Linked DNA regions of Mus musculus: regions 1 and 2 are each linked to region 3. A link is a loop called in an ENCODE intact Hi-C map of the cell type or tissue named here. Cell type or tissue: heart. All regions are shown on one strand. Links, peaks and the distances in the headings refer to the core of each region. The heading gives the core; the rest is flanking DNA. Region 1 holds the start of Sirt1 (sirtuin 1). Region 2 overlaps Mypn (myopalladin). Region 3 holds the start of Herc4 (hect domain and RLD 4).

The links. Hi-C counts contacts between places; a loop is a spot of excess contacts. Peaks named below come from ENCODE experiments on the same cell type or tissue, not always from the same donor. Only the 100,000 strongest peaks of a DNase experiment are listed, where the experiment ranks them.
Region 1: a loop joins it to region 3, with 11 times the contacts of the local background. A loop is called at or near these places in 3 of 42 quality-filtered maps.
Region 2: it touches region 3 in a loop (2.0-fold over the local background); 16 of 42 quality-filtered maps call a loop at or near these places.

What each region holds. Positions count from the first base shown.
Region 1 is chr10:63,335,658-63,343,146 of GRCm38, forward strand. It overlaps Sirt1 (sirtuin 1), which reads right to left and starts at 3,378. Exons shown (of 9, transcript NM_019812.3): 1 at 2,908-3,378; 2 at 1,323-1,439; 3 at 1-220. The coding sequence starts at 3,313. RefSeq lists a promoter at 3,314-3,942. In heart, for the core only: a CTCF peak has its summit at 3,354; DNase peaks (open chromatin) are centred at 2,794 and 3,434; H3K4me3 peaks cover 2,274 bases; H3K27ac peaks cover 1,686 bases.
Region 2 is chr10:63,152,007-63,159,495 of GRCm38, forward strand. Mypn (myopalladin) reads right to left here. Exons shown (of 20, transcript NM_182992.2): 7 at 789-930. Among named protein-coding and RNA genes, the nearest start is that of Mypn, 48 kb to the right of the region's middle. In heart, for the core only: a CTCF peak has its summit at 4,539 (motif pointing left); a DNase peak (open chromatin) is centred at 5,145; H3K27ac peaks cover 712 bases.
Region 3 is chr10:63,241,809-63,249,297 of GRCm38, forward strand. It overlaps Herc4 (hect domain and RLD 4), which reads left to right and starts at 1,989. Exons shown (of 25, transcript NM_026101.4): 1 at 1,989-2,355; 2 at 3,610-3,640; 3 at 4,014-4,317. The coding sequence starts at 4,092. 1700120B22Rik (RIKEN cDNA 1700120B22 gene) reads right to left here and starts at 2,345. Exons shown (of 2, transcript NR_166111.1): 1 at 2,079-2,345; 2 at 423-1,456. In heart, for the core only: a CTCF peak has its summit at 3,150 (motif pointing right); a DNase peak (open chromatin) is centred at 2,003; H3K4me3 peaks cover 1,922 bases; H3K27ac peaks cover 1,764 bases.

The DNA.
Region 1 (7,489 bases), core at 2,095-4,594, 94 kb after region 3:
ATCTTTTTACACTCCTGCAGTAACTTCACAGCATCTTCAATTGTATTGATATCTTTTCTTTTTTTCCGCTTTGGTGGTTCTGAAAGGATATTAATAACAATCTGCCACAGCGTCATATCATCCAGCTCAGGTGGAGGAATTGTTTCTGGTAATAAATCTTTAAGAATTGTTCGAGGATCGGTGCCAATCATGAGATGTTGCTGAACAAAAGTATATGGACCTATATTAAGGGAAGAAAGACTCACATCAATTCCACTTCTAATAAAAAGCTATTTTTTCAAGCAATGAGTTAGCAATATATACATTTTTATGCAAAGAATACAATTTATATGTATTTCATGTCATATCCCTAACAAGATCTGACTAATTCAGTTTGGGGAGGGTGTGCTTAAGTCTAAGGGGTTTTTTTGGTTGGTTGGTTGGGGACAGGGTTTCTGTGTAGCCCTGGCTCTCCTGGAACTTGCTCTGTAGATCAGGCTGGCCTAGAACTCAAGATTCTCCTGCCTCTGCCTCCTGAGTGCTAGGATTAAAGATGCCTGCCACTACTGCCTGGACTGTCTAGGTATTCTGACTGCCTTAGATGGGAGGACGTGGTGAGCGACTCAAGGATTACCATGCAGGAGGCCAAGAAAAAAAAAATCTTACCAATACCTGAGCAACTAAATCTAAATGGTAAAGGTGACAGAGAATTTAAAGTTGGTACAAAAGCAGCTGTTGGGGTGGTACCAAATAACTATAATCCCCAGCATTTAGACACAAGATCAGAAATTCAAGGCTAATATGTGCTGGCTGGCTACCCAGCCAATGAGTTCAAGCCAGTCTAGGCTATACGTGTTCCTGTCTCAACAAGCAAGCAGACGAACGACAACAACCACAACAAAACAAGCAAGCAAAACCCCCAAAGGCTGTACACAGAAAGCAAAAACAATGTACAGAAGAAAAGAGGTGAGGACCTAACCTCAGGCACTGACAAACGGACATGGTACATACAGCACACCTATAATCCCAGCACTCTGGACTGCTGGTAAAGTCAGGATATCAATGTCATCCTTACATCCTAGACTCCACAAGTTTAAAGCCATCATAGGATAGATGAAAATGTCAAAAAAAAAAAAAAAAAAAATCAAGAAAAGAGAGAAGGAAGAGTAAGTCAAAAAGAGCTTTGGTTGTGATGTACTCCAGAGGCTGGGCAGAGACTGCAGAGTAGCTTAACTAGCTTGGGCTATAAAATATCTTGTCTCAAAAAGGAAGGACGGACAGAAGGACGGAAGGAATGAAGGAAGTTTGCAATTGTTTCAAAGATGCACATGCCTGAAGCATACCTATCCGCGGCCGCGGAGTCCAGTCACTAGAGCTGGCGTGTGACGTTCTGTCATCGTCATCACTTTCACAGGAATGAAAGCCATTAGTGAGGAGTCCATCGGTCAACAGGAGGTTGTCTGTCAAAGAGATCAAAAGGCTGCGGCTCAGACAATCCCCAGCTGGGCCCTGCGGTCCACACCTGCAATCCCAGGTACTTTGAGGCCCGTTTGGCCTGTATGGTGAGACACACACAGGTTCTTGAGACAAAAACAAAAAACCAGAAAGGCACAGAAGCACACACATCTGTAACTCCAGCACCTGGAAGGCACAGACATTGGAAACCAGCCTGACATATATAAAATAGTGAGTTCCGGACCAGCCTGGGCTAAACAGGGACCCTACCTCAAAAAATCCAAAATGAAGACACACACACACACACACAAATAAAATCTGTGTAGCCCTACAAAAGCAGCTCAGGGTTCCATGCCCAGGACAAAGAAATACAACTTCATGAAATGCATCAAATAGAAATTACTTCTAAATATCACTGAGATAAAAATCAATCCCTGGCTGTGTTCTCACTGCCCCAACCAGAGAAAGTCTCTTTCCGTAGCCCTTTCAAGTAGCAATCTACCTGCTTCAGCCACTGGGTGTTAGTAAATGTATGATTTAAAGAACACGAAGCATACTTTATGCGACTTGTTTCCCCTTTAATACCTGACATCAAGGGTCATTTCCTATTTCAGTCCCTAACACGTTTTGTTGTTTTTTAATTCATGGCACCATTATACGAGCCACAAACATCTACAAGGGCACTGACAGACTCTGATAAATTCTGTACAAAGCTTTTCAGGAAGACGATAAGTGGCATTATTACAAAAACAAAACAAAAAAGTAACCCAAACGTTTGGCGTCAATAGGGCAAAACCAAGCAGGTTTGTTTCAGGTTTGTTAATCTAAAAATGTTGCGAGCATGATTTTGAAAGGAAAAGAAAACTTACGAAAGTACAGTACAACTATAACTCCTCTATATCGAAGTGATAAATGCAATCGCAGAAAAGCAACATTTTTAGGAATAGCCATTTCCTTACATTTTTTAGACTGTGTCTCAAGAAATAGCTTTGGTGTATTAAAATTTCTAACTTCAAAAAAAGACATAGGTCTATCCAAAAAAGAAAAAAAAAAAAAAAAGCAACACAGGTGTCAGTTTGCAAAACGAAATCGCATGTCGATCCACGGGACAGCCCCAAAGTCGCAAAGCAAAGTGTGCAGTGAGGAAAACTATAACTTCACTAAAGGCGCATCGGGAGGGAAACCAAACCGAGGGAGGGAAAACTTCACTCTAACGCCAAACTGCGAGAACCGCGGTCCCGGCGACTGCGCGCAGCAGCGCAAGGCGGCCCAGGCGAGCGGCGAGTCCGCGCGCGGCTCCGCAGCAGGGCCGGCGAGCTCGGCGGCGCGCGGCCGAGCCAGGGCCGAGCTGCGCCGCTGCCGCCGCCGCCGCCGCGGAGCCCGCGGAGCTCTCGGGGCCCTGGGCAACCTGGGACCGGGTCACAGGCGGGGACGCGGAGGGACGCGGCTGCGCGGCAGCGCGCGCGGACTCACCTCGGTAGCCGATCGCTGCCGCCGCCGCTGCCGCCGCCGCCTCGTCCTCCTCCTCGCCCTCGTCGTCGTCGAAGTCGTCAGCCGCCCTCGGCTCCCGCCGCAGGCCGGACCCATTGTCTCCGTCCCCGGCCACGGCCGTCGCCGGGGCCTCCCGCTCCGCGCTCGCCGCCGCCCCTGCCGCCTCCCGCCACAGCGCCGCCGGGGCCGCGGCGCTCGCCGCCTCACACCCCGCGGCCGCCGGCGCCACTGCTGCGCTCGGCTCGCCCGGGCTGCGCCCGAGGCCAGGCCCGTCTCGGCGGGGCCTCTTGCGGAGCGGCTCGTCCGCCGGCTGCGACGCGGCCTCCATGGCGGCCGCCGCGGAAGGGGAGCCGGCGGCCTGAAGGGCGAGCGCCACCTCGTCCGCCATCTTCCAACTGCCTCTCTGGCCCTCCGCCCTCGCCTCCTCTGCTCCGCTCGACGCGCGGCACTGGCGCCCCCGCGGCTCGGCTGCGGGAGATTTAAACCCCGTCACGTGACCCGCCCCTCCCCGCCCCCGCGCCTCTCCCGCCACCCACGCGGGCCGGACCACAACACGCCGGGTCACGTGGCCGGGCGCCGCCCGCGGCCTGGGCCCTTCCCGGCCCCACCCAGGGCGGCTCGGCTCCCCTCAGCGGCCTCTGGCGCCTCCCGCCCGCCCGACCCGTTCGCTCGCTCGCTCGCTCGCTCGCTTGCTCGTCCGGGATCGCCGCGGTGGTTCAAGTTTGCGATGGCGCCGCCACTTCCCACCTGGGCCTCACGCGTGCACCTTGCCTGCCTGCGCCTCTTCGCCTCAAGTCGGCTTTTACCTCAGGGGCTCTGGAGAGCCCAACCTGGCCGACGCCGGCCTTCCTGAGGAGAACTCCTCCACCTGCCTTGCCCTTGCTCTGTGACAGCTCTTCCTCAGGTTACCCCTGTGGTCTCTCCTCAGGAAGTTTGCGCTCTCTCCCAATCTCCCTTCTCAAGTGCAATGGAATGCCCAAGCCAGCCCTCGGGGCCTGTTGCCCTCCTGGAAAGATCTGGCGATTGAGGACCCGCCCTATCTGCTCTCTGGACCCACCAGGTCCTCTGTACCTCGCTTTAGTCTTTGGTAAAATTCATCTCTTGGGGCAGCAAGAGAGAGGACAGAAGGGAGAGTGGTTGGTTCTCCACAAACTTCTGTGTTAAGAGTCAGATTGGGCCTGGGCTCTTGTGACTTGGGCGATTGACTGAACCTTTTCTAAGCCCAGTTTTTAATCATCTCTAAAATGACAGGGCCAGGACCGAAAGAGACTGTAGCTCAGTTGTAAAGTCACGCTTGCCAGACAACCCCGAAGCCCTAGAGAGAGGGAGGAAGGAGGGTAAGTTGAAGGTAATCTCCAACTACTTAGGAAGTTCAAAAAAGGCCTGGAATACATAAGACCTCGTCTCAAAAACGAAATTTAAAACGATAGACCATGAGAAATCAGCTAGTCAGGTTTAAAGTAAATGACATTAGTTTTAAAATCCTAGGCAGTTGATGGTGGCACAGGCCTTTAATCCCAGCAAGCTGGAGGAGACAGGAGGAGGTTCACTAGGACAGCCAAGGCTACACAAAGAAACCCTGTCTCGAAAAAATAATCTTACTTCTAGAATTGTAGAAATGGCTCTGTAGTTAACAGCACTTGTTGCTCCTGCAGAGGCCCTAGGTTTGACTCCCATCATCCACATGACAGCTCATACCTTCAGATCTGACACCTGCTTTTGGTAAACACAGACATGTATGGAGCCAAAAGACCCAAACACATAAAAATCCTCTTTGTTGTTGTTTTATGAGTTAGGGTTTCTCTGTGTAGCCCTGGCTGTCCAGGAACTCTGTAGATCAGGCTGTCCTTGAACTCAGAGGCCACCTGCCTCTGCTTCTTGAACTGCTGGGATTAAAGATGTACACCAGCAAGCCCAGCATAAAAATACATATTTAAATAATTTTTTAAATAATCCTTAGTTCCTTCACAACTCTAAGCCCCTTCACTTTCTAGTTACCATGAAATTCTGAGCACCTGTATCCATTTGGATCATTAGGGCTCAATTGCACATGGTTCAATTACAGTGGGGTTTCCCCAGATTTTAGAGTTAGAGGCAGCAGGATCAGAAAATTAAATCCATTTGCACTAGGTAATAAATTTGATCCCACCCTATCTCAAAAACAAAACACTAGCCACACGTGGCAGCACACACCTTTTACAACAGGACTCAGGAGCCTGGCATGATGGGACAGACCTTTACTCCCTGCACTTGAGGCAGATGCAGGCAAATCTAGGCATCCTGGTGTACATATGAAGTTCAGGCAAGCCAGGGCCACGTAGGCTCAAAGACTAAAAAAAAAAAAATAATTAAAATTAAAATATTAAACCTGGGAGTGTTGCTATAGCTCAGTGGTTAAGCACATGCAATAATCTTTCAGAGAACTTGAATTTGGTTCCCAGCACCTATTTCAGGTGGCTCACAACCACCTGTAACTCCAGTTCCAGACTATTCTGATTTCCAAAGGTGTTTTGTGCACTCGAGCATACACACACACACACACACACACACTCACACTCACAAACAATGCAAACAATTTTTAAAAATCCTTAGGCCCAGGATGGATGTGGCTGAACACACTTTCAACCTTAGCACTCAGGAGGCAGAATGGAGATTTGAGGCCCGCATAGTTTACATAGCAAGTTCCAAGGCAGACAGAACTGTAGAGTGAGACCCTGTCTCAAAAACAATAAATAGTAATATTCTTTAGGTCCCCCGCAGTGGTACACGCCTTTAATCCCAGCTCTAGGAAGGCAGCAGCAGGTGGATCTCCATGAGTTTGAGGCCAGCTTGTTTTACTTATGTCTAGGCTACCAAGGACTACATCATTAAAGACTGTACCAAACAAAAGTAAAAAAAAAAAAAAAAAAAAATGGGGACAGGGACATGGATCTATGGGGAACAGCCTGATGATAACTTGATCTCTGGGGCCCACGTGGTAGAAAAAGAGGATCTCCAAGCCACACAGCACAGGAGGCAGGAAACATGTATAGCACTGTGCTGTTTAAGCATACGTTGAAGGGGTTTTACAAGCTAACCATGAAAGCAAGTGGCACTTGCTACTTATTGCATCCAGCTTTCTAGAAGTTAGTGGTGCACCTATACACAAAGAAGACTGGCAGGTTGTATTGTTCCAGTTGGCAGACTAGAGAAGTTCATGAATCAGGCAAGAATCAGGACTGATATAGTACCTTTGGTACCACATAGCAATGCACAAAGCTCTGCATTCAATCCTAGCCCCTCAGAAATCAGGCATGGTGGAACGTGGTCTGCAGTCCCAGCACCTGGGAAGTAGAAGCAGGAAGATAGAAAGTCACATGTCAGTCCTGTTATGCTGGCTAGGTTTATGTCAACTTGACATAGGTAGAGACATTTTAGAAGAGGGAATCTCGGTTGAGAAAATGCTCCCACTAGATTTTCCTGTCAGCAAGTCTGATTGATGTGGAAAGGGCCCGGCTCACTGTGGATGGTGCCAACCCTGATCCTGGGTGCTATAAGAAAGCAGGCTGAGTCAAACAGTGGTGGTGCATGCCTTTAATCCCAGCAGGATTCCTCAGGAAGCAGAGGGAAGTGGATCTCTGTGAGTTCGAGGCCAACCTGGTCTACAAAGCAAATTCCAGGACAGCCAGGGCTACATAGAGAAAGCTTGTATAAAAAAATAAAAAATTATATATATATATAATCAGGAGAAAGAAAGAAAGAAAGAAAGAAAGAAAGAAAGAAAGAAAGAAAGAAAGAAAGAAAGAGAGAGAGAGGCTGAGCAAGCTATAGAGTACTCCAGTAAGCAGCATCCCTCCATGGCCTCTGCCTCAGTTCCTGCCTCCAGGTTCCTGCCTTAAGTTCCTGTCCTAAAGTCCCTCAGTGACTGAGTATGACCTGAGAGTTGGAAGCAGAAATAAACCCTTCTCTCCCAAAGTTATGTCCATGGTGTTTTAGTACAGCAACTGAAACCTTAAATAAGACACTTGTCTAAGCAAATTCATGGCCAGACAGAGCAACATAAGATTCCGTCTTGAAGTGAAGGTAGTAGAGCAGGAAGGATGGAAGGGAAAGAGGAGGCCAAAGGAGTAGGAAGAAGAGAAGAGACAATGATTGGGGGGGAGGTTGCTGGGGATTGTAGCTCAGTGGTAGATTATTTAGATAGAATGCCCTGGGTTTTAGCCTCACCACACAAAAGGAAATGAAAAAGATATCGTAGCTATGTGTATTGTGCTTGTGTTGGCTGCTGGATTACCTATAATTGTGGCAGTGGTGGTGGTGGCAGTAATGATTGTTATTTTCCAGCACTGGGAATTAAACTAAGAGTATCGTGAAGTTTAAGAAAACACACTGCCGAGCTGGAGAGATGGCTCAGTGGTTAAGAGCACCTACTGCTCCTCCGAAGGTCCTGAGTTCAAATCCCAGCAACCACATGGTGGCTAACAACCATCCGTAATGAGATCTGATGCCCTCTTCTGGTGCATCTGAAGACAGCTACAGTGTACTTAGATATAATAATAAATAAATCTTTAAAAAAAAAAAAAGA
Region 2 (7,489 bases), core at 3,292-5,791, 88 kb before region 3:
TTTTTAAAAAAGATTTATTTATTTATTATATATAAGTACACCATAGCTGTCTTCAGACACTCCAGAAGAGGGAGTCAGACATCATTACAGATGGTTGTGAGACACCATGTGGTTGCTGGGATTTGAACTCAGAACCTTTGGAAGAGCAGTTAGGGCTCTTAACCACTGAGCCATCTTTTCAGCCCCTGATCTTTTTTAAATTAAAAATATGTATGGAGAAATCTTGGAGAATATATACCAATATACTAATACAATTTATCTTAGGAGACATTCTTTAGTTTAGTTTTGTTTCTGAGAAAGGGCTTTTCTGTGTAGACCTGGCTGTCCTGGAACTCACTGTAGAGACCAGGCTGCCCTCAAACTCTGAGATCAACCTGACTGTGCCTCCTGAGTACTGGGATCAAAGGTGTGTGCCACCATGCCCAGCCTTAGGAGACATTCTTACAAGTGATTTTTATGTTAGTTTAAGAAATTTGAACAGATCTTTTATACATATGGACATTTTTGCCTATATTTATGTCTGTGTACAACATGCTTGCAGTACCCACAGAGACCAAAAGAGAGTGACAGATCTCCTGGAACTAGACTTATAGACAGTTGTGAGTCTCCAACTATGTCCTCTGGAGGAGCAGCCAATGCTCTTAACTGTTAAGCCATTTCTCCAACCTCTTTATATCAGCTTTTTTAAAAAAAACATATATTTAATTTGTTTTTAAAAAACATAAGAACAGACCTATATGAAACCCTTATTTTTAAAGAGTAAAACTATCAGAAAAGCATCAACTTACTCTTCTGTAAGATCCTGAAGTCGGGAGAGTCTTCTATTAATGTCCCTTCTCTGTACCACTCGACTTTCGGAGATGGGGCCCCTTTCACTCTGCACTCAAAGACAACCAGCTGCCCCTCAGAGGCTGACAAGTTCTGCAGCATCTGGGTGAGAGAGAAGTACCGCTATAACCTATGCACTTGGGGACCACACCCCACTCCTGGTTGTTAGGGAGGCCCTCTCCACCCTTGGATTTCTTTCCACAGCTTCTATGTCTCTGGCAGCTTTACCCCAAATATAACACCATCCAACCCTCCCAAGGTTCTTTCCTCATTATTATTCCTCTTTTAAAGATGTATTTAAATGTTTGTTTGTTTATTGTTTGTTTGTTTTATGTATGAGTACACTGTTACTCTCTACAGACTCACCAGAAGAGGGCATTGGATCCCATTATAGATGGTTATAAGCCACCGTGTGGTTGCTGGGATTTGAACTCAGGACCTCTGGAAGAGCAGTCACTGCTCTTCACCTCTGAGCCAGCCACCACCTCCTCATTGTTCTTCTTTATCTCCATTTTGGTGCTAATCAAATTTATTAACTATTAGGTAAGAGTAAAGGAGTTTTTTTAAAACTAATTTCTGCTATTATTTGCTAGTTTTCTTTATTTCTTTACTCATTCACTCCTATAATTTGTGATTTTTTTAAAAACATTTCTTGTCTAACTTATTGTATTTGTCATTGCTCTGACACATTCACAACCCTTGTCTAGTGATGGGGGAACCACCCCCCGCAAACAGCTATGAGCGGTGCCTTACACAAAATAAACACAAACCTACTTACAAATATTACAAAGTAAGGTGGTTTTGGTCACCTGAACAGTTTGCAAGCATGAGTTTTGTAGGTGACAAGGTCTTGCCCCAGTGTCCAAAGGTTGAACTCTGGCTTAATGCATACTTCTGTTGACTCTTAATTCAGAGGTGTCTGTGAATTGGCATCATGATAGCCAGGGGGCGCTGTAGTTCAATGTCAGTATTTTCTTCTTCATAGAGTCCCAAATTTATTTGCTGAAATCATTCGTGACCCAAACAACAGAGTGGTTTCTGAATTGATAAAAGAGCTATTGGACTGAAAAGTCCAGTCATCCCTCACTTCCCCTAGGAAGCAGGCAACATCCATGAGTCACTGTATGCCGTGCTCTTCCCTGACCTCTGAGACAATTCTGCACTCAAAGTCGCCTTTGGGGCCTACGGAAACCTTCAGTGGCAGTCAGAAATCTCTCTGGAATTAATGGAGTTTATATTCCTTCTGAGGCAAACAGGTTAGAAAATAAATCAACTGTCCCCAGTAAAAAGAATAGTGGCAGAAGGGTTTGTACAATTGATATATGGCACGAATTAAAATGGATCTATACAGAATGAAGTCAATCTATACTATACGTTCTAACATGGCTTGTGACTCAGTTCATTTGCTAAGCCGGTCTTCAGCAGAGGGTCTGTGAAACCCTTTTGCAGAAGGACCCTCTTGAGAGGCTGTGTCACAGCTGAGAGAAGCCCCGTCTCATTTTGGTTGTAATTTTTTTCATTTGACAATGAAAGCGGAGACCTGTGATCTATTTGAGAGGTCAGCCAAGACACCCGCAGTGCTACTGTGTACAGAGTAGGCCTGCTAATGTCTACGGTAGGAGGTAGAAGTTCTTCCTAGCAGGGGTCAATACCCAGAAGGGAAGAGTCCAAGGGTGATCTCACAAGCCACTTAGAAATAGTTGCTGAGAGTCAAAGCCATTATTGTTGCAAATTGTAGGGTTTTTTTGTTTGTTTGTTTGTTTGTTTGTTTTGTCTTTTTCTTCCCCGTCTCTGCTACCCCTTGTCTTTTTCTTAAACGTTTATTGGCATCATTTTTTTATTTTTAATTACGTGTATATGTGTATGCTTCTGTAAGTTTATGTGGATGAAGTGGCTTCTGAGGCCAAAAGAAGGCACCAGGGCCTCCTGGAGCTGGAGTTACAAGCTGTGGTGAGCTGCCTGGTGTAGTCCTCTGAACTCTGGTCCTGTAAAGCAGTTCAGACTCTTTACTGCCGAGCCTTTCCTTCAGCCCCACAGCTGAGCCATCTTGCTGGCGCTGTTTTGATTTTGTTTTTTAGAATAAAGTGGCCTTGTTAGGTAGCTGAGGATGACCTTGAACTCTTGATTCTCCCGCCTCCATCTCCTGAGGGCTGAGAATCAGAGGCGTGCACCACTAGGCCTGGTAAATCCAAGGTCTTCTACAAAGTCTCATAAAGAGATGTGTCTACTCACACATAGAGATTAGTTAGGTAAGCCATTAGGGCATGGTGTGGATGATGCTGCTTTAGTCAGGGCAGTAGACCCCAGGCATCCTCTGATGCTGTGATGCTGATGTGGATTATACAATGTGTCTCCCTAAACAGTCGATACAATGTATCTCCCTAAACATTCACATGTTAGAAGCTTCTTCCCTCAGGTGACAGTGTTAAGAGGTAGTGAGACCATCAAGAGGCGACTTGAGAGGTCGTTACTGGCTCCTTTTCTCTTCCTTTCTTTTTTTTTTTTTTCCAAACGAACTTTTATGTATGGTGTTCGCCTGTGTGTGTATGTCTGGAGAGCACAGATCTATGCCTGGTGCTCAGGGAGGCCAGAGGAGGGTGCTGGATCCTCCTCTAGAGCTGGAGCTATGGATGGTTGTGAGCCGTTGTGTGGGAGCTGGAGACAGGGCACAGGTCCTCTGGAAAAGCAGCAAGTGCTCTTAACCACCGAGCCATCTCTCCAGTCCCTTCTTTTTTTCTTTTAAAACCCTGTCTCTCTGCATGATTCTCTTCCTATTCTCCGCCACAAGATCATCACCAGAGCTAAGGCAATACCACTGTTAGACCCTTGAAATGCCAAACCTCTTAGGTACACAAACCTCTTTCCTGTATAAAGGACCCAGCCTTTGGTATTCCATTGTAGGAGCAAAACCCAAACAAATACACACAAGGAGCACAGACTTGGCTGCGTTCATTTCATTTCAGTCAAGCTAAATGAGACAGTCCCCAACTGAGGAAGCCCAAGTTAATCTTTATTGGAAATTATGGATCTGAAATAAAGTCACTATAGTCCAAAGTCCTCATTCCTCTGAGGTCAAAACAATGGTCAAAGTGCAAATCTTCGGTTTGTTTTTGTTTTTGTTTTTTTGTTTTTTGTCACCACAGAGTTTGAGTTCATTCATTACACACCCGACAGTCTGGAGAGTCTCTGTGACCAGGCAGCCCTGAGCCCTTTGTCCCTGCTCTTCCTGAAGATATTCCAAGAATGGAAGCATTTAATGCAGAAGAGATTTGGAAACATGCCTGCTTTGCCCTGCCTGATAGCAGCAGTGCTGTAAATGGGTGTTCCTGCTTAGTGGATCTTGCCTGGCAGGCTCAACGCAAAGATGCCTTCACAAACAGCTTTTCAGCCAGGCATAGTGACACCCTTTAACCCCAGCACTTGGGAGGCAGAGGCAGTTGTATCTCTGTGAGTTTGAGGCCAGCCTGGTCTATGTAGTGAATTCTAGGGCAACCAGAGCTATATAGTGAGACTCTGTTTTTAAAAGCAATCAAACAAACAAGCACCCAGCCAACAAAACAAAACAGTAACAGAAATAGCATCTCTCTTATTGGTTAAAATACATTATCAGTTAGGAGCACTTGTTCTTGCAGAGAACTAAAGCTTGATTCCCAGTATCCACATTGTGACTCACAATTGTCTCTAGCTCCAGTTCTAGGGAGTCTGCTGCCCTCTTCTGGCCTCCTTGGATGCAGGTATGGATGGAGTGCACATACATATATACAGATAAAATACAAAACACTCATCTGCATAAGATAAAATATTTTTACGTATAGCTCCAAGGTTCATGTTGTTATTTATCTTTTTAAATCCAGATGTTTCAGTCTCTTTAGGCATGAAGCACAGAAATGTGTGTAGTGCCTTAGGCTGTAGTTGGTCCAAAAAAAAGAGCTTAGTGATATAAACCAATGGGAGATGTCGAGAGGGCTCAGCAGGCAAAGGTGCTTGCCACTAAGCCTGAGGATATGAGTTTGATTCCAGGACCTACATGGTGGGAGGAGAAAACAGATTCTCATAAGTTGTCCTCTGACTGCCACACTTGTGCTATGACAGTTTGGTTGTCATGGGTGGCCCGGGCTAAGGATGCAGAAAAGTCTCTGGAACTGGTGGGCTGGGAAGAGGGATGGTGAAGCCTTGAGAAATCTGGATCTGGCCACTGGCCCAGTTATTTCAGGGTTTCCTGCCTCTGCTGTTATATAATGTAGGGCTCTTCAAATTCTCCCTTCCCCTGCCCCCTTTCGATCTTCAAGTTACTGCTGAAGCCGCCAGAGCTAGGGCTGAGGCAGCCTTGAAAGCCAGCCAGGGCAGCTGCTGTTGAGTGGGAGGTGACAGGAGCAAGATTCTAATTTGGTCACCTCCCTCCCTCCACACTCAAGACGTGTGAGTGCTGTTCTCTTCCTAAGTAGAGTGAAATGTTTTTGATGTTGCAAAGAGGAGGAGGAAGGGTGGTCTAGCTCCATACACAGAGTGTTTCAAAACACAGGAAGGGTGCTGAGATGGCTCAAAGGGAAAGGGTACTTGTTGCCGAGGCTGAAACCTCAATCCCATCCCTGAAACCTACAGGGTAGAGGGACAGTCCATGCCAAAGAAGTGAATACATGTGAAAAATAGAAACAAGGCATAGAGGGTGGGCTGAGGATGTAACTCTGTTGGTAGAGAGGTTGCCTAGCAGGTACAAAGGCCTGGGTTGAATTCCCAGCAGCTGCATAAAAGCAGGTGTGCTCACGGATACATTGTAACCCTGGTACTCAGCAGGTGGAAGCAAGACCAGGAGTTCAAAGTCGTCCACTGCTACTTAGAGAGTTTGAGGTCAGCCTGAGGCTTTGCCTACACCGACAACAAAGCAGGGGCTAGGGATGTAGCTCAGTGGCAGAGCACTTACCCAGCATTCACAAGCACATGGTCATCTCACAACAAGCCAACCAATGGCACCGGCACTCTGTATGAATAAGCATATAGGCACCCATGGTCTGCTCTAACAATGCCACCATTTGGTAGGGCCATTCTCCTTTTCACTTAAATCTTCTATAAGAAGAATATACAGGCTGGGTAGTGGTGGTCCACATCTTTAATCCCGGCCCTCTGGAGGCAGAGGCAGGTGGAGTTCGAAGCCAGCCTGGTCTACAGTGCAAGTTCCCAGACAGCCAGGGCTATACAGAGAAACCTGGTCTTGAAAGTCAGCACTCCGCCCCCCCCCAATAAAATTTAAAAAATGAAGATAAGCATTTTCTATCACCAGGACAAAAAGGAGTTAAATAAAACTCCACTCTCTATTCACTGCTTTTAAAAATAAAATTGCTGTCTTGCCATAATTGGCAAAGAAATGCTTTGTTAGGCTGTATAGAAAATGAGTCACAGGAGCTGTCCGGCCAGAAGTCCCTAAAGAGGTAAACAGAGACGGAATAACCTGGACCGATGTATGCAAATCACCTGCTATCAGTGCTCGGTGGCGTAATACCATCCTTGGTAACTGTGACTCAGATATTCGCTAATGACCCTGGCAGTGACGGTGACCTCAATCGTGCCCTCACTGACGGAAACTAACGCAAGCACACTGGGGCTGATAAGTCTCTCTGGAATCTGAACCCCAGCCTATCCTGGTGCCCCACGTCCCTGGGCAATCCTGATCCCATTTATGGAGGTAAAAGCCTACATGCAGCGGGCAGAGAAAGCCTCCTCGTAGCTCCCATCTGTGTACCAAGAACTGATTTCCTACCAGCAAGCTAACATTTTAGACTTCACCGTGTCTAATGATCAATTAATTTCCCCATTTTTATGTCAAAGGCATTTGTGTCTGCCACCTAGAACATCTAATTAGAAAGAGGCAACCAGAGACACCTCAGTTAAAGCAGTTAGAATGGGTGCTATGAGTGACTTTGAGAACTAAGTATAAAGAATTAGTATTAAAGGGTCCTATCTGACTCCCTCTGTGCGTCTCTGTCTGTGTCTTCTTCTCTCTCTTTCTTGCTCTCTCTCATGTTGAGGGTTAAACCCAGAGCTTTGTGCTTCCTAGGCAAGTACCTAACCACTGATCTACACCCTGAACCCAGATTTTTTTAAAGGAAAGAAAGAAAGAAGGAAAGAAAGAAAGAAAGGAAGGAAGGAAGGAAGGAAGGAAGGAAGAAAGAAAGAAAGAAAGAAAGAAAGAAAGAAAGAAAGAAAGAAAGAAAGAAAGAAAGAGAGAGAGAAAAGTAGCTGTTTTGGAACTTAGCTTTTGAGAAAGAATCTTTCTATGTAGCCCAGTCTGGCCTTGAACAGCCTCTCTCTGTCTCGGCCTCCTGACTGTTAGGAATATAGGCGTGCATCCTTGTCCCAGATTGCCCCTTTGTAAACTTCTATCTGCATATTACACATAGCTTTCAGGATGACTGGGAAATATAAACAGCTTTGTCTGTGTTGAATGTACAAGGCACGTGCTCTGAGCAGAGTGAATCTTAGTACACCTAAGCTTTGAAATCGGGAGGTGGTAGGTGCTGAGAATGGGAAGACAGGAGACTTTTGGGATCAGATGTGTATTTGGTGGTTTGGCTACTTTTAGCCAAAGAGTTAGCACTGTCTCTAACCTGTAATAAATGGACATGATATACTGCTTTATTTATATGACACTTTTATGCCATATCTT
Region 3 (7,489 bases), core at 1,604-4,103:
CTCCACCCCACAGCTACCTGGCAATAGCCATACATGCTCCTCCCCACAGTTAACCTGGCAATAGCCAGGTAGGCCTGACCCACTATAAAAGAGGCTGTTTGCCCCCTGTGCTCTCTCTGGCCTCTCTCTCTTGCCCTCTTTCTCCCTCCCTCTCCCCATTCCCTTCCTTTCTCTCTCCACACAGTTATGGCTGGCCTCTTCCTCCCTCTCTCTCTCTCTCTCTCTCTCTCTCTCTCTCTCTCTCTCTCTCCTTTCTCTGCCTCTACAACCCTCTAACTCCCCTCCCCATGCCCTGAATAAGCTCTATTCTATACTCTACCCTTGTGCGGCTGGTCTCTCAGGGGAAAGGGATGCCTTGGCATGGGCCTGCTGAGGTACCCCCTCCCCCACACCTCACCTCACCCCCATTGAACATATATTAATACTTCTTTATCTTTTAATAAACACATCAGTAACCATCTCCTAATCTGAAACATACTTTTAAATAAAAACAACCAACCTGTGTACTGTGGTTGACTACACAGATTGTTAACATTCATTCAAAAATACCAGGCTCAGCCCGGTGTGGTGGCGCACGCCTTTAATCCCAGCACTTGGGAGGCAGAGGCAGGCGGATTTCTGAGTTCGAGGCCAGCCTGGTCTGCAAAATGAGTTCCAGGACAGCCAGAGCTATACAGAAAAACCCTGTCTCGAAAAACCACAAACAAACAAACAAACAAACCCAAAACAAACAAACAAACAACCAGGCTCTAGTATGGTTGGTATAAGCCAGGTGCTATGGCCTACACCTGCAATCTTAACCATTCTGAAGGGAGGGTCCACAAGTTTGAAGACAGCCAAACTTAGCTTTAGTGCCATGCTTAGCTGGCTAAAGCACCCAGTAAAGCCATAACGCTGTGTAAAACTAACTACTATACAGTTTCAAAACTGCGTTTCAAGGTCTCTTTTTTTTAAAATGAGGCTGTCATTTTATTTACACCTATCCTCTGCTGGAAAGGTCTTGAGCTTCCTTCACTCTAAGCTAGCAGTACAGTTGTTTAGCATGGGACTACCCCCCGCCCCTCCCCACTTCTTCACGATTGACACACACTCAGAGATTGATAGCTACGGAGTTTCCTCCTAAGGATAAAGAGAGCATGGAACCTCTGTTTAAAAGGTTAAAATGTCAGCAAGCTACTCCATGCTCTTGGTCTTGGCGGCTTACCGAGCAAATCTTTTTCTTGTTCCAACAAATTGTCCTCCATTCATTCACTGGGTCCTTTTTTGAGACCACAACACACACAGATTTAGTATCAAGATGATGTTAAAATTGGCCTGTGAAATCTGGATTTCGTTTTCATGAAGCAGGAACTGTAGCTGTAAGCCCTGTTTTTCTCTGAGTGAAAGAGTTTGGGTAATTTAACCTCGTATCTTCCAAGAAGTTAGCTGAAAACGTGAGCCAACACTGTTCCGGAACCTGAAGCAAAGATGTTGACATTCAGTAAGATTAGACTAAGCCATTGCTCCATTGCTAGCAATATATCTTACATGTTCAAATTAGGTTCAGATGAGTTTAAGGGTTTAAAATGAGTCATCATCGGCTTTTCTAACCGTATTTGTGATGGTTTCGTCTGCTACTTCAAAACCAAAATTAGGAAAGGTAGAATAAAATTATGAAAAGGCTAAAACCCTCCAAGCAGAAAGACAAACCAAAATGAAATTTTCACTTGTCAACGCCGAAGCATTGTTAAAAACACACGGACAAGAACAAAAAAAAAAAAGAAGAAGAAGAAGAAGAGGAAGAAAGAAAATACATTTGACAGCTTCTAGCCCTAGCCGGCTGCATTAGCGTCTTAGAGCAGGGAACCGCAACACTGCGCAGGCTCCTGGATCAGACGAACCCTGGGAGGTCTCCCGCGCAGGCGCACGAATGGGGAAGTGGGCGGGGTCGCGCATGCTCCCCGGCTCACTTCCGGCCAGCCCCTCCCCTCCCCCCTCCCCCGCGAAACCACCGCCCCTCTCCCTTGTCGCCTGGCTCTCCCTCGTCGCCAGCCTCTCCCTCAGCTCTCTCCACCCCTCGTGGTCTCCGCCCTGCTCACCGCCAGCCCTTCCCCTCCCGCTCCATCCGGGTCGCTGACGGCTTGTCTCTCGGTCCGGAGAGTGCTGGCGGCAGCGTTTCTCGGAGGAGCCTGGGAAAGTTTCACGGGCGAGCCGGGCAGCAGAGGCAGCGGAGCTGCGGTCGGGGACGTCGGAGGAGCCGTGGTAATCGCCGCGGCCGGCTGAAGGAGGAAGGTCTTGGGAGCTGGAGAGCCGCCCAGAGGTCCAGGGAGCGTCCGTCCTCCATCGCTTAGGGCTCTCCCTGCCCTGAGAGACCCGGTGAGTCGTTGCCCCCCGTGGGTTCGGGGTAGTGTGACGGAGGCGAGCTCCGCTGGGGCCTTGGGGAAGGGCGCCAGCGTCCTCAACGTTTTCCGGGGCCGGAGTGGTGCACCGCCCTCGGGGAAAGGGTCTCCCTGGGGCCGAGGCCGTGGGGCTGAGCCCGGTGGGGTGAACCCTCTCCCCGGCTCGCCCATAGGTAGCTGCGGGAGTTTGGCTGGCCGGCCCGTGAGGCTGGGTGTGTGCAGACCATTCCTCTGCCCCGGGCCGCGGGAGCTGATCGTGAGGTGCATGGTCAGAGAAAGAGGAAACCAAACTGCCTTGCGTTCTCCTACCTGTTGCTGGCGAGAGAACGTCTTTCCCATACTGGTTCTGACTTTTTGGAGGAAAAAAAAAAGGGTACCCAAACGAAGCGCATTGAAATCGGAGCTATGTTCCTGTCTGATGCTAGCCTTGAAAACACAGAGAGAGAGATAGGGAAAGACAATGCAGAACTCTCTGGAACTTTCGAGTTTTGGTGTCCCAAACTTTTTCTGATAGGAGTGGAGTGAGACAGCTTCGGCACTTTCTAAATAAACATAAATGCAAGAAAATTATGTTTTGAAACCTCAGATTCAGCGAAAGGAATTTAGGTGATTTTGGACAGCAAGGATAAGACTGACTTCTATTAATGCTTCTTAATGCACCATGCTTTTTAAAGAAATGTAAAGGGTTTTTTTTTTTTTTTTAATGTTAATGGAGGATTCCCTCACTTGTTTGTGCACCATGCGTGCCCGTAGTGCAGGAAGCCAGTAGAGGGCGTAGGATTGATTCCCTGGGAGGAGTTACACACAGAGAGCAGCCATGTGGGTGCTGGGAATTGAATCAGGATCCTTTAAAAGAGACATCTCTCAGCCCCTTAATGTATGTCTTTCAAGCGCAGAAGTTATATAGATTTTCCTATCAAAAGTTAACCCTGCCTCCAACCTGGTCTTGTTTGGAAAAAAAACTCAGCAGTCCTGTGATTGTTTTTCATCTTTAAGTAATTTTCCTAGAGGTATGTATTATAATCACATTGATTTGGTTTTAAAATTAAATTAGTAGAGTGAGTTCTCGACCTTAGCATTTTGACTTATAAAATGGAGTCGATTGTTTGAAATTACGACTTGATAATTTCTAATTTTGTACATAGCTTATTAGTACAAATAATGAGAATAGTCTACTTTAAATTGTTATTTTTTTTCTAAAGTTCCATTATTGTTTTTATTTATGTTACAGATAAGAACTTCCATTTTCTGTTGATGTGGAGGTAGGTATCAGATTGTTCTGTGGGGGACTGGAAGATTATGTTTCTGCAGTTGGCTGGATACTTGCTTGTTTGGGCATTGGACACATGCCTTATTTACTGTTCTCATTAAATGTATGTAAACACGAAAACCTAATTTCATTAGAGTACTTATATAGCAGAGTTAAAGCCAGTTACTGTTTTAAGTTTTGCAAAGAATAGTAGAAGGTGATGTCATTTCCTAAACATTTGTATATGGCCCTTTAAAACTGAGAGAACTGACTGTCACCCCAAGCATATTATAAGTATTAAACAAGTGCAGTCCTCATTTTAGCTTAACACTCGATGAGAGAGCAGCTTGCTTTGAGGTCTTACTAACTTTTGTTTTTCTCCTCAGACATAGGGTACCTCCCAGTTTCCAGTGTTTCAGAAGGGACTTTTGTATTGAAACTGGAAGACCAAGGTCATTCCAAGCATGTTGTGCTGGGGCAATGCATCCTATGGACAACTAGGTTTGGGAGGAATTGATGAAGAAATTGTACTAGAGCCCAGGAGAAGTGACTTTTTCGTGAACAAAAAGGTCCGAGATGTAGGCTGTGGACTCAGGCACACTGTGTTTGTCCTGGATGATGGGACTGTGTACACATGTGGATGTAATGATCTAGGACAGCTAGGTCATGAAAAGTCCAGAAAGAAACCAGGTACGGGACATTTCTCTATTTCTAATAATTGATCATTTATTTCACTCTTGAAATGGTGTTTTGTATGACCTCTGTAAATCCTAAACTTACAGGCTTTTTCAAGATTTAAAAGCAAAGTAAAAGTGAAACATACTCTTGACCTTCCTGTGCTGCTTAAGAAGTACATTGTGTGTGTGTGTGTGTGTGTGTGTGTGTGTGGTGTGGGGGGGGGTGTGGGTGTGGGTGGGTGGGTGGGTGGGTGTGGGTGGGTGGGTGTGTGTGTGTGGTTGTTTGTTTGTTTTTATTTATTACTACTACTAGTGGTTGAAAACAGTAACAAAAAACCCTAGACTTCAGTGTTTGTTTTCTTTTATATAGACTATAAAGTTATCAAAATCTTTAATAAGTTCAGCTACCTTGAACAGATTTTGAATTCCTAATTTGTTCTCTGTGATGATTCTGTACTCATGGGGGGATGGTAAAAGCTTTTTATTTTCATTTACTTGTGTAAATTATAATTCTTCCATTTTATTCCCCATTTTACTTTAGGTATGTAATGTTTTGTTGCTTAGTTAGAAGTACTGTTTAATCCCCTAGTTGCTGCTTCCACGTTTTCAGTGCTAGCTTTTAAAGGGTTGTGAATGCCAGGTCTGACTATGGAGAGAGATCTAAGCACAATGTAAAATAATTTATCAGGTAATAAGCATTGGAAACATTTGGTCAGATTTCATGGTGTTTTTCTGGATGTTGTATTTAAAATTGGGTAGTAACACATTTGAGGTGGAATTATTAGATATTTTGCTCTCAGTTGTGATAACCCAAAGCTCCTACAGGAAGGCAGTAAATTCAGAGGAGAAAGCTGCCGTGCTGTTTGTCACAGTAACACACTTAGGCGTTCCCTGTGGTAATCCTTGTTCTCTGTCATCCCATTGTAGGAGGTGTTTAGTTGGTTGGTTGGTTTTCTTTTTGGTTTTTTTTGGGTTTTTTTTTTTTGTTTGTTTGTTTTTGGTGGTCTTGTTTTGAGAGATCAACATAGGTATAAACACTCAGGCAATTAATTGAAGTATCTTTCATACCATCTCTCCACCACTGCCATCCTTAACACCTAGTACTCTTAATTTGCAGATACTGTACCTTTTATTCTTTGTGGGTAGGATCTTAATCTCTTCTCATAGCCTGTAACTTATTACCTCATGATATGTAACTTGATTTTAATGAATGAGAGCATTTCCTTAATAAAGTGGGTCTAATTATTGTAGAACTCAAAGCAGATGAATTTTCTTGTATTACATTTCACGAAAGAATCTCTTAATTATACCAGATTTTCATAATCTCGGGCACTGAGGTGGTTGTGGGTGGTAATTTACTATCTGTACATTTTGCTTATGTGGGAATGCTACGGCAGGTTGAGGTTTTCATGGTGTTATTTTAGTGTTGTTTAGATCAGAGCCCTCCTGTCTCCCCACCCCACCTCCACGTGTACCAGTAGGAAGTATAACTTAAACCGCAGGGATGTGTTTGGGGAAAGCTGGGTGTGTTTTGGTCTTGTTGACATTGTGATGGCTGTATTGTGACATCTCTGTCTTCTGTGAATTCATCCCGGAAGCATTATTTCGTAATGCAAAGTTGAAGAGTGTGCTTCCACTTTAGATTGACTCGTTGGTGTCCAGGACGTAGCAAACAGTCCCTAGAAAAGGAAAAAGGAAAGAAAAAAGAGCATTGTTTTTCAGAGATTTAGAGTTTCAATTGGGAGTTAAGACATACATAAATGGAAGTAACTGAAGAGAATTGAAATTTTCCATGATATTATATGTATTTCAAGCCTTGGGAATTTGATGAGAAAAATATGTGTGATTGAGTGAAAGGAATAATGGTTTAATTCTGTCTGTAGTTGTGTAAATAGCTAGTAAATAAGTCTGGTGCTATAGAATTTTATTTTATTTTATTTTTTATTTTATTTTATTTTATTTATTTTTTTATTTTTATTTTATTTTATTTATAAAAGGGGTTAGTGGGGGAGCAGGAGGGCTCTGATCTAAACAAAAGTCCTGGTTCTCTGGTACCTTGAAGTGTAACTAGAGATGGAAGAACTCAAGGAGGTGTGATTGCTCTGACAGGATTTCAGCTTTCAACCTCAGTTTTTGTTTCAAGTGCATGAGTGGTAAACCTTAATAATGTTTTAACTAAAGTTCTCTTTGGAATGGTTCTTCAATGTTTTAAATGTGCTTTCCCTGTTCCTTTTATAAATTGCTAAATTTGAGGGGTGAGTTTAAAGATGAGGGATTGTCAGAACTTAATTTAATTGGTTTGAAAGACTTGATAATTGACTAGTCTTTTTATCTGTCTGAGTCACAGGCAGTTCTTTTATCAGAGCTTTACTCAAGTCTACAAAGAAAGTAGAGAAAAGCCAAGAATTATTTCTTTACATAGACTGGCTTTATAACCATAGCAAATAGTTGTAATGAAGGAACAGAATTTAGTATCATTAAGGATTAGTTACTCAGCCAGGTGAGGTGGCTCACGCAGGCGGATTTCTGAGTTCGAGGCCAGCCTGGTCTACAAAGTGAGTTCCAGGACAGCCAGGGCTATACAGAGAAACCTTGTCTCGGAAAAAAAAAAAAAAGGATTAGTTACTCAAGTCACGTGGCTTACTGTAGGAGTTGGCCTTGCTGTTTAGTAGTTCGGACCTGTAACCTGTTGGGAAAGTTTTCCATTCTGGATATTTTAGGAATCATATAAACACTTTCTGACACCCTTTTATTATACTAAGAGTGTGGGTTAAGTCCATGTCCATCTCTGGTCTCTTACATAGGTATGAACCTCTAGCTGGCCTTGAACTTGCTATATAGACTAGGCTTGCCTCCAATTTAGCGAGATCTGCCTGCTTCTGCCTTCTGTGTGCTGGGATTAAAGAAAGGACACCACCATACCTATCTTATTTAGAGACCTTTCCGAATTAGTGCTAGAAAAATGAATGTCTTTTTCACCTTCATGCATTTTTTTTCCTATGTAAGAACTTCTAAAAATACTTTTAAAAGCTAGTTTCTCAGTTTCTTAATTCATAGCTTACAAATAAATACATTTATTCAGTGTGTTATATCTGTCCATTTAAATGAATTGTTTTATTCACATACTTCTAGATTTACTTAGGACGATTTAAAAGTATATTTTTCCTAACAGGTTTATTTACTCA